Linked DNA regions of Homo sapiens: region 2 is linked to region 1. The links are chromatin contacts, found by Hi-C or POLR2A ChIA-PET in ENCODE. All regions are on one chromosome and are shown on one strand. Each heading gives the region's core, a stretch centred on a gene start or an enhancer-like site at or near the end of the contact. The rest is flanking DNA. Distances are from core to core; before and after follow the strand shown.

Region 1 (6,974 bases), core at 1,124-3,623:
GGAGCCAGGCAAGAGTGGAACAGTGTGGGAACTATCCGGACTTCACTAAGCCTGCATTTGGTAGGGAATGAATAGGGAATGTGTGGCACCTTTTACCCAGACTGTCCCTTGATGTCCTGTGATTTCTGCCTGTCTCAGTTATAAAGGGAACCCTGAATAACCTTGCTGAGAGAGAGGACAAGGTTCCTGGGTTGGCCAACTTTAGGCATTGCTTTCAAGGGGTTTACCTTATAGAGAGGTGACCTTTACACAGATGCCTCAGTAGAAGACGGGAGGGGAGGCTGCTCGCTCTCCTCCTTTCAGCAGGAGGGAGCACTTAGTTTGAGTACTGCATTGTACTCAGAGCTCTGAGTAATACACATGAAAAAATAACAACATTGCTAACAAAAGTTATTACCCCCATAGGAGCTCTAGGGCATCAACACATGAAATGACCATAATATGGGGCAATAACATTAGAGACACCACAGACAACATCAGACCAGCCAGGAAGTGTCTAAAGGAGTCTCATCACAGCTCTGCAGGCGTTACAGGACAGGTATCATCCCTCCTGTCTACGTAAAGGATACGGAGGCCAGAGAGTTGAGGAAATGAGTCACACAGCAATGAATGGTAGGACCAGTTGATCAGAATTTACTTCAACCAGAACATTCACGTATGAAGTGGCTTCTGACTCTAGAATCCTAGAATATCAAGGCTGGAAGAAGGCCCTTAGGGATAATTCACACAACATCCTCATTCCATAGATGGGCAAGCTATAGCCTGGAGAGGTTATGTGATGTAGTCAAAGACACAGTTGGCTATAGAGGACACAAGAACTACATCAGGTCTTCTGACTTCCAGTCTAAAAATCCCACCCCACCCCACCCCACACCCCTCCCACCCCCAGCATGGGGTACCCTTAGAATGATGCTGCTTTCCCCTTTCCTCTTTTTTAAACCACTAGGCTTTTGAAATCCACATGCAAACTGCTGGTCCTGCTGAGGACAATAAGAGAGAAACCAGATGTCTCAAAACCACTAATGCTCTATTATCTAGGAGGCGCTGTAGCCTTGGTATGCATCTTACTGGGGCCAGCTGATGATGAGGCATTTTAAGTTCGTTTTAAAATGTTCCCATGTTGCAGATCATCCAGCTGATCTCCTTATGACCAAGCACTCTCTCCTAATTCCAGGGTCTATGCCTGCATGTTTTTACCATCACTTCAGAATCAACCACTATCTATTGTCCAGGACCAAGAAGAAGAGCAGCTGCTGGCTTCTGAATTCACTTGTCCCACATGCAAATGAAGTAAGACACTCTATATAACATATGTCCAGCACATAATATATCTCAAAACATATTTGTTAATAAGTGAAATTTGATGAGAACAGTGGTGGGAAAACTGGGTCTCCACAGAGCACACAGTTACAGACTCATGCCCAAAGTCAAAAGAACCTATACTGTATTCTCTGTGCAAGCTGCAGTTGTATTTCAACAAGAACAAAATAACGGTCACATCGAGTTATGTTGATTCGTATTTTCTTAGTTTATAGTTTTATTTAATGCATGTTTAGGTTTTATGGTTGTATAAGCACTATAAATGTAAACAGCTTCTACTCAGTTTTGTTTGCATTAATTTTGTTTGCGTAAAATTTGTCATCACTGGGGTTCCAAGATAAGTTTTGTCCCTTTAAGACGGAAGGGTACATCACTCAAGTTTGAGAACACTGTCACGTACTGCTGGCAAACAGAATGTCACTTTTATACTGCAACCCCGCTCTAATCACCCTCCTCTTCCCCGAGCCCAACCCAGAGCTGGAAGCTAGCGCCCCTTGAGGCTTACCTGCAGGGCAATTTCCTTCTTCCTGCTGCCCATGGCTCTGCAAAGAAGACGAAGCCCTGTTACCGCGGCCGTGGGCCGTTCCCCCGCAGCCTCGCGACAAACCGCTGCGTGGATCAGCAAGCCCAGAGCCTCCTTCAGACAAGCCCCCCTCCTACGGCCCCCGGCCCCTTTTTAAGGTGCTTCTAACTGGCGGCAAATCAGCACACTGATACAAAGTGAACACCCCGCGAGGAAGCGGAGCCTGCAGTCCACGGGCTCGTGGCTCGCCGGGCGGTTTTCTGGGGATCTGCGAAGCCCCCTCCCCACCCCGGAGCCGGCCAGGGGGCGCGCGCAGAGGCCGGAGTCAGTGCGCCGGGCGCGGTGCAGCCTGTCGGGCACAGGGTCGCCAGTCGAGGAATTCTGACAAAAAAACGACATGGGACCCTGTTATCCCTGCTGTTCTTATGGATTACTGGGAAAGTGAGCCACTGCGAACGACAGGTACAAGATCTTCGACGCGCCCGGAGTCACCAACCGAGTCTGCCGCGACCTAGCCGCGGTCGTCATGGCAACCTGGCCCCCCCGCCAGGCCTGCCAGGAAAGCCGGCGGACACGTAAGCCACGCCCACTCTGGGCCCAACGCAGTCTCTCCGCGGAGGCTCTGAACCCAGCCAGGGAGAGGCAGGAGGGAGTCCCGCCCCTTGCCCTCCATATCGGACCATAGGAACCCACTCATTGGCTGCAGTGTTTGTCAGCGTCTGGAGGCTTCGAACCCACCAAGCAAAGACCCAGTGCATCTGTGCGTTGCACAGTCGCATCTGTGAATCCCTGCATCCCTCCTGCCCTGCCTGCCAAGACTGATGTGCAGCTTTTCTACCATCACATACCGGTATAATGTGTGCAAGGTGGGGGGTGTCTCCAGGTTTTGAGGGATCTGCAAGCGTTCTCTTTAAGGCAAAGAATATGAAATTACAAATTCAAAATTAGATATGAAAGTCAAGTGAGACACATACAAAACAGTTACAGACATTGTAGATATTAATCCAACTGTATCAATAACCACTTTAAATGTGAATAATCTGATTACACCAATTAAAAAAGAGATTGTCAGAATGGATTTCAAAAACAAACAAAGCCCAATCGTGTGTTATCCACAAGAAAATACATTAAAAGCAAAAGGATAGAGAAAGCTATACCAGGCTGACACTAATTAAAAAAATAGCTGAAGTAGGTATGTTAATTTCAAGAAAAGCAGACTTCAGAACAAGGAAATTTATCAGGTATAAACAGGGACATTACATAAAGTTAAAGGGATCAGTTATTTGGGAAGACATAACAATACTTAATATGTATGTACTTAAAAACAGAGCACCGAAATATGTGAGGCAAAAGAAGATAAAACTGCAAGGAAAAATAGGTAAACTCAGTATTATAATAGAATGCTTTCATACCATTTTTAAAAAGTAATTAATACATCCAGCAGAAGCAAATGAGCAAGGATATAGTTGAACTGAAAAATATCAAATTGATCTAATTGACATTTATGCAATATTTAGTTCAACAACAGCGGAATATAGATTCTTTCTCAAGCTCACATGGGACATTCACTGAGATAGACCACAATCTAGGCCATAAAACATAGCTTAACAAATTTAAAAGGATAGAACAAAGTATGTTCTCTGACTGCAATAGAATTAAACTAGGAATCAATCACAGCTGATGAAAGAGATCTCACAGATTTAAATAAATGAAGAAATATTCCGTGTTCATGGATAGGAAGAATTAATATTGTTAAGATATCAATTCTTCCTAAGTGAAGCATACACCAAATGATTTCCATCCAGGGAGTGCTGATACCCTGTTTGGCCATGAGGTACCCAGCAACCCTCTGTGAAGTACAGGGCGATGGGTATACTGGAGACCGAACATCTTCCTACCTGTCATCCTGCCTTCTCCCACTTCAGCTCCGAATCCACCTACTCTTTTCTTGCATTCAGTCCCATGGCAATATTCAGTTCCATGATAATATTACGCAGAGCCACAGGCAGTCCTTAAGACACCACATTGCAAACTGAGTTGACTAGATGCAAATCATGTTCATTGCCACAAGGTGGTGGTTGCTGAAGCTCTTGAATGGTGTGGAATCTCCCTTAGAATTTAGTTTCCAAAATAAAATTCAAATCAGATGCTAAATTCCTCTTGCCAGCACATGGAAAGATAGTGACATTTATTCTTTCTGAAAGGGTTAAATTTCTTACCATGTGGTCTCTATTACAAAATGTACTCACATCTTTGCCAGGCTAAACCTCAGAAACAAATTTAGGTAAACCACATGTCCCAGTTTGCCTGGGACACCCCCACTTTTCACCTGTTGTCCCATGCAATTATTAATAGCAACCCCTCTCACTTTCAAAAGTGTACAGTTTGGGTAGGGTGCAGTAGCTCACGCCTGTAATCCCAGCACTCTGGGAGGCCGAGGCAGGTGGATCACTTGAGGGCAGGAGCCTGGCCAACATGGTGAAACCCTGTCTCTACTAAAAAAAAGTATCAAATAACTGGGCCTGGTGGTGCATGCCTATAATCCCAGCTACTTGGGAGGCTGAGGCAGGAGAATCACTTGAACCCAGAAGACGGAGGTTGCAGTGAGCCAAGATCGTGCCACTGCACTCCAGCCTGGGTGACAGAACAAGACTCCATCTCAAAGAAAAAAAAAATTACAGTTTGGACAACATGGAACCTCATCAGTTTTTTCCCAGATGAATCACCTTGGGCCACTCCTGCTTTTTAATAAAACTTCCATCTTTTACATGTTTTGTGACACAGGTGAATGGTTTTTTTTGTTGTTGTTGTTTTTGTTTTTTTGGTTTTTTTTTGAGACAGAGTCTTGCTCTGTCACCTGGGCTGGAGTGCAGTGGCGTGATCTCAGCTCACTGCAACCTCCGCCTCCCGCGTTCAAGCAATTCTCCTGCCTCAGCCTCCCGAGTAGCTGGGACTACAGGCATGTGGCACTATGCCCAGCTAATTTTTGTATTTTTAGTAGAGATGGGGTTTTACCCCGTTGGTTGGCCAGGATGGTCTAGATCTCTTGACCTTATGATCCGCCTGCCTCAGCCTCCCAAAGTGCTGGGATTACAGGCATGAGCCACTGCTCCCCGCTGGGTCAGTGTTTTTATTTATTATCCAAAAGTCAGATTTTTTCAAATGTATCTATTTTTAATCAGCCCTTCCCTCAGTGATGTACTTTTTTGTTTGTTTTATTTTAATGCAAAACCTGCTAACTAAATTTAAGGGCTACTGAGGTGTTTTAGAGTTCAAAAGATTAAAAACCAAACTCTTCCTCCTGCAACTCATGTTTATTGCCACAAGGTGGTGGTTTACTCAAAATAAACCCTTCTGAGACCCAAATTGGACACTAGGAGCATTTTCTTTATCAAAATGCTTCAGAACTGATGTGACTCTGTAAAACAAGAATGACCCTCCTCACTTTAAGAGGAAATCATAGACCAAAGCAGGCTGTGCTTCCTCGGATGCCTTCCCGTTTTTCATCGTAGAAGATAAGAATGTATATACACATCTTCGTCTAACCTAACTCCTCTCTCCTTCCAGGTGTAATGTCTTCTTTTTTCCACAAGTAACAGCAGGTCCCTCCTGTGCCTTGCTCTGAGGAAGGCAGCTGGGAGTGGTAGAACTGGGAACTTTAGGGTCAGACAGATGTGGGCTGGATCACAGATACACCTACTACCTGTCTAAGCTTGGGTGAAGCTACTTCAGCTTATTCAGTCAGTCTTAGTTTCCTCATCTTTAAATTTTTTTTTTTTTAAAGAAATGGGGTCTTGTTATGTTGCGAGGTGCCTGGAACACCTAGGCTCAAGCAATCCTCCCACTTCAGCCTCCCAGGCAGCTGGGACTGCAGGTGTCCACCACCATGCCCGGCTTGTTTCCTCATCTTTAAACAGGGAAATAAGACCTACCTTTCAGGAATGTTGTGGAGAGAGGTAATGCGTTTCAAAGTTTCTTGACATTAAAACCAGTATTACTGTTGGCCGGGTGCAGTGGCTTACGCCTGTAATCAGTCCCAGCACTTTGGGATGCCAAGGCGGGTGGATCACGAGGTCAGGAGATCGAGACCCTCCTGGCTAACGTGGTGAAACCCCGTCTCTACTAAAAATACAAAAAAAAATTAGCTGGGCGTGGTGGCGGGCGCCTGTAGTCCCAGCTACTCGGGAGGCTGAGGCAGGAGAATGGCGTGAACCCGGGAGGCAGAGCTTGCAGTGAGCCGAGATTGCACCACTGCACTCCAGCCTGGGCAACTGAGCAAGACTCCATCTCAAAAAACAACAACAACAACAAAAAACCCAAAAAACAGTATTATTGTTGTTGTTGTGAAGGTATCATGCCCCCTTTCCACAGTATAGATACGTTGGGCAGCAGCTTCCCAGCCAAGGATTGCAAGCCATAACTCCCCAGGAGGTTCATCCAAGTTGTTGTGTGGATCAATATTTTAATTCCTTTTTATTACTTCGTATTCCATGGTCTCAGTATATCACCATTTGTTTCAAATTAATATTTGAGTGGGATATGAGGTTTTTTATTTCCCCATATGGATTTCTGGTTGCATAAGCACCATTTGCTGAGAAGACTTTCCTTTACTTCACTGGATTGATTTGGTGTCTTTGTCAAAAACCAACTGGCCATGTAAGTGTGAGTTTCCTTCAGGATTCTCTAGTCTATTCCGCTGATCTAGTTGACCATCCTTATACCAGTACTTGATTACTAGTTGTATAGTAAGTCTTAAAATCAGGTAATCTAAGTCATCCAACCTTGTTTTTCTTTTTCAAAATTATTTGTCTATTTTAAGTTCTTTTACTTTCATACAAATCCTAGAGTCAATCTGTTAATATGTCTGTCTTTAAAAATCCTCTTGAAAATTTGATTAAATTGCATTAAACCTAAAGATTGACTTGGGAAGAATTGACATCTTAATAATGCGGAGTCCTCCAGTCCATAAATAGGATGTGTGTTCCATTTATTCTTTAACTTCAGCAATGTTTTATAGTTGTTAAACCAATCTTGCAAGTCATTTGTATTCATTATGCTATTATTAATGAAATTGACTTTCAAAATTTATTGCCAATTTTGTGCTGCCAGTACATAGAAATACAACTGATTT
Region 2 (7,120 bases), core at 544-3,043, 160 kb after region 1:
AGACTAGGCTTGGATTCAGGGACCCCAAAAGCCTCAGGGACCCCAAAAGCTCTATTGTGGCTGAGCTGGTACCTAAGATGAAAAGACAAAGTCCCCTTTACTTTTCCCTCTGCTTTTCTCAAACAAGAGGAGTTTTTCATCATAGCCACCACAGTTGGGAATGTGCTAGGTCACACCTGAAGTCAGCATGTCTCAGAGCCCAAGGCCCACAGCATACTATCTGGGTATTGCTGCTAGTAATTCACAGCCCAAGGACTCTTTAGTCAGTAGGTGATGAATCCTGCCAGAACAAGGTCCTGCCCTTCAAGGCAGTGGCTTCCCTATTGACCCAAGGTGTGCCTAGAAGTGTTCATGAGCTAGGGGCTGGAATGGGGGCCTTGCGACTCTACCCAGTGCCCTAACCTACTGTGGCTAAGCTGGTATCCAAGATGCAAGGCAAAGTCCTCTTTACTCTTTGCTTTCCTTTCCTTAAGCAGAAGCAAGGAGTCACTTTCATTGCTGCCTGCCTGGGGTTGGGGGAGGAGTGGTGCAAGAACTCCCTTAGCTGCACTGGCTGGTGTCTCCCTAAGTCATGTGTCACCCTAGTCCTCCGGCTCTGAGCCCATCCAGCACTAGGAGATGCCTAGGAATTAACTGTAATCTTTGTGTCCTAGACTGCCTTTCAAGTTTACCTAGGACCCCAGAGCACTTTGGCCCACGGTGGCAAGGCTTGCCAAGAAACTCAAGTTCTGATAGCTGGAATGGACAATTCCACTCTGGCTAGGTCTGGTCCAAATGCTCCCTCCATGCATTTGCGCTGGCTTAGCCCAGCATGGCTTTACTCTCCACTATGACAAGGCAGCACTGAGTTCAATGTGAAGTGCCCCAGTTGCTGTGCTCTCCCTCCCCCAAGCACACAGACTCAGACCCCACAGTGCAGCCACTGCCAGGGGGTCAGGGAGGGGTGGCATCAGTGATTCAAAGCTATCTCTCTAACCCTCTTCAATGCCTCTTTCAGCAATATGAAGTTAAAACCAATACTGTGATTGCTCACCTGATTTTTGGTTCTTGTGATGGTGCTTTTCTGTGTGTAGATAGTTGTTAAAAGTTGGTGTTCCTGCAGTGGGAATCAATAGTGTAGGCTTCTATTCTGCCATCTTGCCCTGCCATCAATTTCTTGGAATAATTTAATCAATTCATAGTATTTACATTATTGAATATCCAAATGCTTTTTGTACCCAACCCTCAAGACACAAGGTCTTCCACAAATTGTAAGTTAGTGTTTAGAAATGTAACTGCAGGCTATCATGACAAAGAATTTTAAATCTAGAAGGAGCCTATTATCTTACGTCTGATCCCTAAGGTCATAACACCAAGGATGTGGATGCTTGTTTGCTGACATTTACTCACCATTCCACCATGCTGCTTCCTGGAAATGTGTTATAATATTCTATATGCCCACCAACAAGAATGACAGAGAAATCTTCCTAGACCTGCTGCTTATAAAAGTGGGGAAGAATAGTCCAAAGTGACTTGTACTTATGGGTATGAGGCAGAACGCTGACCCTTAAGAAAACGTGACTGCATATTGAGAATACAGAATAAACAGAAGGCAGCAAGTAAAGTACTCTTACATAAAATGCAGCAAGGATGTACAAGTTGCCCAAGGAAGGTTCAGCCTAGGAAGAGAATATGACTCATTATTTGTCAGTAATATACAAGCATCACTGAGGACACTTATGTTTGGAAATTCTTTACAGAAATTTTATTTGAGATCTCAAGTCCTTATAAAAAGTGCATTACATCAAGATTGCAAAAGACACTTTTTAAATGAGAGACTTCTATCTACTCATCCATTTTACCCTATGATTCATTTCCTACCCTAACAGAAATGATGAAACAGTTTTTCTTTCTTCCTTTTCTTCCTCCTGCTTTGAAAGGGCAACTGTCATGAGGGATATCTTAACAGAATGTGCCAATTAATCCTTGCCAGGAGAGCAGTAGCTTCCTACTGGCTAAATTTAGAGAGCCCTTGGCATTCCTTTTGGTGTGGCTCAAAGATTATTACAAGCTGAATCTAAAAGATTGCAACCTACTACTTGCAATCTGTCTCCCTGGGCTCCTCTTTTACTCACAAACTCCACTCTAAAACAACCTTAAATTTTAAGCACTCAATAATTGCTTTAGAAATGAAGGGATCTAAAGTTAATTACCTTACCCTTGCAACTATTTTCTGTATAAGAATCTCAAAGTTAATAAAAATTATACAGATGAAGAATGACCTAATACTAAGAAGGGGATGAATTCTGAGAGCAAATACATTTTACAACCCTTGTCTCAAAATAAGATCAATCCTACAAAATACAAAATGTTAAGAATACAATTTACACAGTAAAAATGATTTGATTTGTTTTCAGTATGAAAGTACTTTTAATTTCTTTACTGCAGGTACAATGGCATCCAAGTCATCAATTTCTGTAATACAAAAACAGTAATAATAAAAGAGAGTAACTTTTTCTAGTGGTAAACTCACATGAAACAAGAACCTATATGCAAAGGCAAACCCCAAACATAAAGGCAATAATACTGGTGCTTTTGTGCACATGAAGTTTTTCTCCGATAGTGATGATAGATTATCACTGATTCGGATACAGATGCTTCACAGGGGCTCTGTTTATATAAGTTACCACATACCCACAAGTACCCTCTGATTCTAGTATTAACTTCATTAGCAGCATGTCCTTATTAACAGATCCAACTGCCCACATGTGTGATATGTTAGTGTCTCATTAGATCTGTATCACTACACGGGTGCATCTACATGATGAAATCCCAGGTAGAGGCGTCTCCTCCCTAGGTCTCCACGTGAGGACTTAGGAATTTCTTCTCATAGAACAGTCTTGTCCTCTTTAATTTTCTTGGGAAGATTTCTTAGTAGTGGATCACTCTAAGATGAAAGGTATCTGCCAGCTGGGTGCAGTGGCTCATGCCTATAATCCCAGCACTTTGGGAGGCCGAGACGGGAAGATCATCTGAGGTCAGGAGTTTAAGACCAGCCTGGCCAACACGGTGAAAACCCACCTCTACTAAAAATACAAAAATTAGCTGGGTGTGGTAGTGGGCACCTGTAATCCCAGCTACTTGGGAAGTTGAGGCAGGAGAATTGCTTGAACCCCAGAGGCAGAGGTTGCAGTGAGCTGAGATTGCGTCACTGCACTCTGGCCTGGGTGACAGAGAGCAAGACTATGTCTCAAAAAAAACAATTATCTGCCTAATCAAAAAGATAGCCTCATCGAGTGTACAAACCTCAAGTACAATATATTATAGAGCTTAGCCTGGTCCAGCTTACCAGATAAACCAATCCAGGCTCTTTTTTGACAGGCTCTTTCTGAATTTGATTTTTCTTCCTAAGACTATCTTATTCCAACCAGCCTAAGTTAGAATTCACTCTCTGAAGCTCCTGGCCACCAAAGGAGCAAAATCCTTTTTCTCATTATCCAGATCCCAGCCCTACTTAAGGTAAGCCACAATGGCAGGTTCTCTAGATACCCACACTTTTTTCTAGCTTATTCTGTTAAGCCATCATTAATAAACGCGTTCCCTTACATAAAGCATGCTTTCTTGGATTCCAACTCTCTCCATTGTGTAGCTGGATCTTGGTTGCTCTTCACTTAGCCTACACACATAGCCCATGCTCTCCTACTATTCATTTAGTTCTTTTAAGCTCCCGACTTCAGTCAGAATACTTGTCTGAACCCACTAACAAAGCATCAAGATATGGGAACAGAAACAATATAAGCAAACCTACAACAGAGAATTTGTTTACAATTCCCTTACATTGTGGTAAGGTACAAGATCAAGGTATTCCCTGACTCCGCCCCCTGCCCATTCTGAAATTACACCTGTTTTCTCATTAAGTGAGAAACCTGCCTTACAAATGAACCTCACAGCAAAGGACCTTGGCCGATATGGGAATTTCCTCAGTCAATCACACCATTTACATGAGAAAAAGAATGGATTGTTTTTTTACTCACTAAAGGTACTCTCCATGTCTGTTACTCAGTATGCCACCCTGCACCTACATGCTTAGTGACACCTATTAATTAAAAAAACTGTCATGTTTGCCAGATTTAACTTTCCCAATGTTAATGTTTAACACCAGAACTTCAACTTTGACCAAATTACAGAATTCATCTCCAGAGAAACCTGGCTTTCTGAAGCAAATGATCTTTATGAACCATGCTGAGTGTCATAATATCTGAAAGGAAGTTTCTATAGAAGCATTCTGAAATAAGTGTTACCAGCACACCCTATTAAAATATGTTTATTAATGTGCCAAATATTTATGAATGATGAGAACATCACTGCTTAAGTTAATAGCAATCCCAAAGCAAGAATCATATTATTCTATGAAACCAGGCTCTTCAGGATATCAGACAACACACTTATACAGTTTCATACCTCATCTCAAGTTTAACTTTCAAATTACATTTTCACTTGCTGTGATCTTTTTAAACATGAGGACAAGCCTAAAGCAAGCTCACTCATTGTCTCCCTTGCTTCCCCACTGCACATAAGACTGGTCACAAAACTTCCTTTATGTTCAGTAGGCTATATATTCTAATTAGATACTTCTTTCACTTATTCTTCTTATCAAGTTTTCATTGACTCATTCCCTTATTTTCATACCAAGCTTCATCTCCTCTTCTAAAAGCAAAGAGCCATTCTTTAAAAAAAAAAAAAAATCTTTCAAATGAGCTATACAGAAAAAATTCACTGGTGAATACATCACTTTAAAACTTTAAAAATCATTCTTAATAGTAAGATAAATAATTTTATAGCCATATGTAATTATATTTAAACTAGATAAGGTCTCTATTTTGCCTTATGAGTCCTAAGCAAATTTTTTCCTTTTAGGAGACACTACTACTAATGAAGCCCTCAATCTGACCCTCAGTATAAGTGTAATATTTCATCTTTTCCTTTCCACAGATATTTATGACTTTATGTTACTTCATATAACCAGAGAGGAAATATTATTTGTATATTTAAAAAATTTTGTAGATAGGTGGTATCTTAAGAAAAAAAAAGGAGGGAGGAAGGACCTTCTAAGATCATAAATCCTAAGAATATTTCTCATTAGACAATGACAGAGCCAGGGTTAAACTAGGCATGGACAGAATGATGCCATCTCTCATGATAAGGTCCTCCAACAAAGGTAGTTCCTATTGCTGTTAAGGGTCTGTGTTTCTGTTCTATGGACTAATCCAAACAAACTCTAACTGCTTGTAAGGAATGTGTTTCCAGAACTGTTAGTGGTTTCCAACCACTAGGTAAAAATACTAATCCAGTGACCAAGGAACACCCTTTTCTTAAATGCACTGACATTTTAAGACTCAAAATTTCACCATCACCACCAGAGATCTTACCTAAGATTTCAAGTAGATCATTAGTAAATGCCTGAAATGCTGGGAAAAATTCCTCGTGTTCTTCCAATTTGTAGATAATGCTGTTTAAAAAATGCACAATTTAAACCTGATTTCTAACTTTGGGTTCTTGCATCTGATTGCAAACAGAACATTTTCAAAATAGAAACTATATTGCTAATTTAAATATAAACTTAATGATCATTTACTACAGTCTTTTCTTTCTGAGCTTTTTGTTAATCCAATATCACTTTTCTTAAAAAAGCATTTCAATATCAATGTAAAATTTGTTAAATTCATATATAACATTCTTTTTTTTTTTTTTTTTGAGACAGAGTCTTGCTCTGTCACCCAGACTGGAGTGCAGTGGCGCTGTCTCGGCTCACTGCAAGCTCCGCCTCCCGGGTTCACGCCATTCTCCTGCCTCAGCCTCTCGAGTAGCCTCCTGTAGTGCCTGCCACTACGCCCGACTAATTTTTTGTATTTTTAGTAGAGACGGGGTTTCACCGTGTTAGCCAGGATGGTCTCAATCTCCTGACCTCGTGATCCGCCCACCTCGGCCTCCCAAAGTGCTGGGATTACAGGCGTGAGCTACCACGCCCAGCCAATATACAACATTCTTAACATGGCAAATTTCCCATTAAGCTCAAGGCTTCTTAGATCATGCTTTTACAGCATTTTCTAAAAATAATTGGCTTTTACACCCAGTATCCTATTAAACATTAAGAAAAAATATCAGGCTGGGCACAGTGGCTCATGCCTGTAATCCCAGCACTTTGGAGGCCAAGGCAGGAGGATCACTTGAGGTCAGGAGTTCGAGACTAGCCTGGCCAACATGGTGAAACCCCACGTCTACTAAAGTACAAAAATTAGCTGGGTGTGGTAGCGCATGCCTGTAACCCCAGCCACTCAGGAGGCTGAGGCATGAGAATTGCTTGAACCTGGGAGGCGGAGGTTGCAGTGAGCTGAGACTGAGCCACTGCACTCCAGCCTGGGCAACAGAGTGAGACTCTGTCTCAAAAAAAAAAGAAAAGAAAAAAAGAAAAAAAATCAGTAGTCAGTAAAACTGTGGGAAGGAAGAAATAGGCCAATAGCAAGATATATGTTCCTTTTAAAAGCACCAAGTGTCAGATTATGTAAGGGTTCTTCTAGGAAAACTTGCAAAACATATGGTTTATGTGGTATATATTGTGTGTTTCCCTTCACATATGCTGTAATATAAAATTGGGGGTCAGGTGTGGGGAAAGTTGCTTTAACTATAGCTACAATGTCTTGATATTTTCTAAAAATACCAGCTTTTATGTTATAGATGCCTAGTCTTTTAAAAACTCCTCAACATTTATCTTCTAATCAAATAAATATACTATTAATGATTATTCAGTGGTCTATGGTAGTGTCCTAAAAATAGAACTTATTGATATAATCAGAACTTACATGATGTTGCTAACAAGGTTTGAATTTCTCCATATATAATATTTCCTGAAAACAGGCTTATGCTGAAGAGTACCTGACCTTCTTTATAGGCCTTACAATCTATTTTTATCTTGAAAATATTTGGCATTTCCTCCATCCCTAAGGGTTTGAGATTATCTTAGATTGTCAAGTTACTTAAAAGATGCTATTCCAAGGCTGGGCATGGTAGCTCACACCTGTAATCCCAGCACTTTGGGAGGCCAAGGCAGGCGGATCACTTGAGCCCAGGAATTTGAGACTGG

What was found. A loop is a pair of places that touch in the nucleus more often than their neighbours do. ChIA-PET counts read pairs that join two places held with the same protein, here RNA polymerase II (POLR2A). Pooled maps may share reads with other maps.
Region 2: a map of gastrocnemius medialis shows a loop between it and region 1 (4-fold over the local background). The contact joins the enhancer-like site here to the promoter of NME9 in region 1. A Hi-C loop is called at or near these places in 1 of 168 maps with a recorded cell type or tissue (gastrocnemius medialis) and 1 of 50 pooled maps. POLR2A ChIA-PET finds 5 or more read pairs at or near these places in 5 of 52 experiments (A549, A673, HEK293T and 2 more).

Annotation. Positions count from the first base shown.
Region 1 is chr3:138,327,478-138,334,451 of GRCh38, forward strand. It overlaps NME9 (NME/NM23 family member 9), which reads right to left and starts at 2,374. Exons shown (of 11, transcript NM_001349018.2): 1 at 1,826-2,374. The coding sequence starts at 1,858. LOC124909438 (a long non-coding RNA gene) reads left to right here and starts at 2,456. Exons shown (of 2, transcript XR_007096113.1): 1 at 2,456-2,693.
Region 2 is chr3:138,492,623-138,499,742 of GRCh38, forward strand. It overlaps CEP70 (centrosomal protein 70), which reads right to left. Exons shown (of 18, transcript NM_024491.4): 17 at 5,409-5,488; 18 at 1,722-2,454. The coding sequence ends at 2,393. Among named protein-coding and RNA genes, the nearest start is that of ESYT3, 62 kb to the left of the region's middle. Within about 2 kb of position 1,794, at least 4 of the 41 ENCODE cell types and tissues checked have a DNase peak (open chromatin) inside an H3K27ac peak, as active enhancers do; they include gastrocnemius medialis, where a contact is called at or near this core.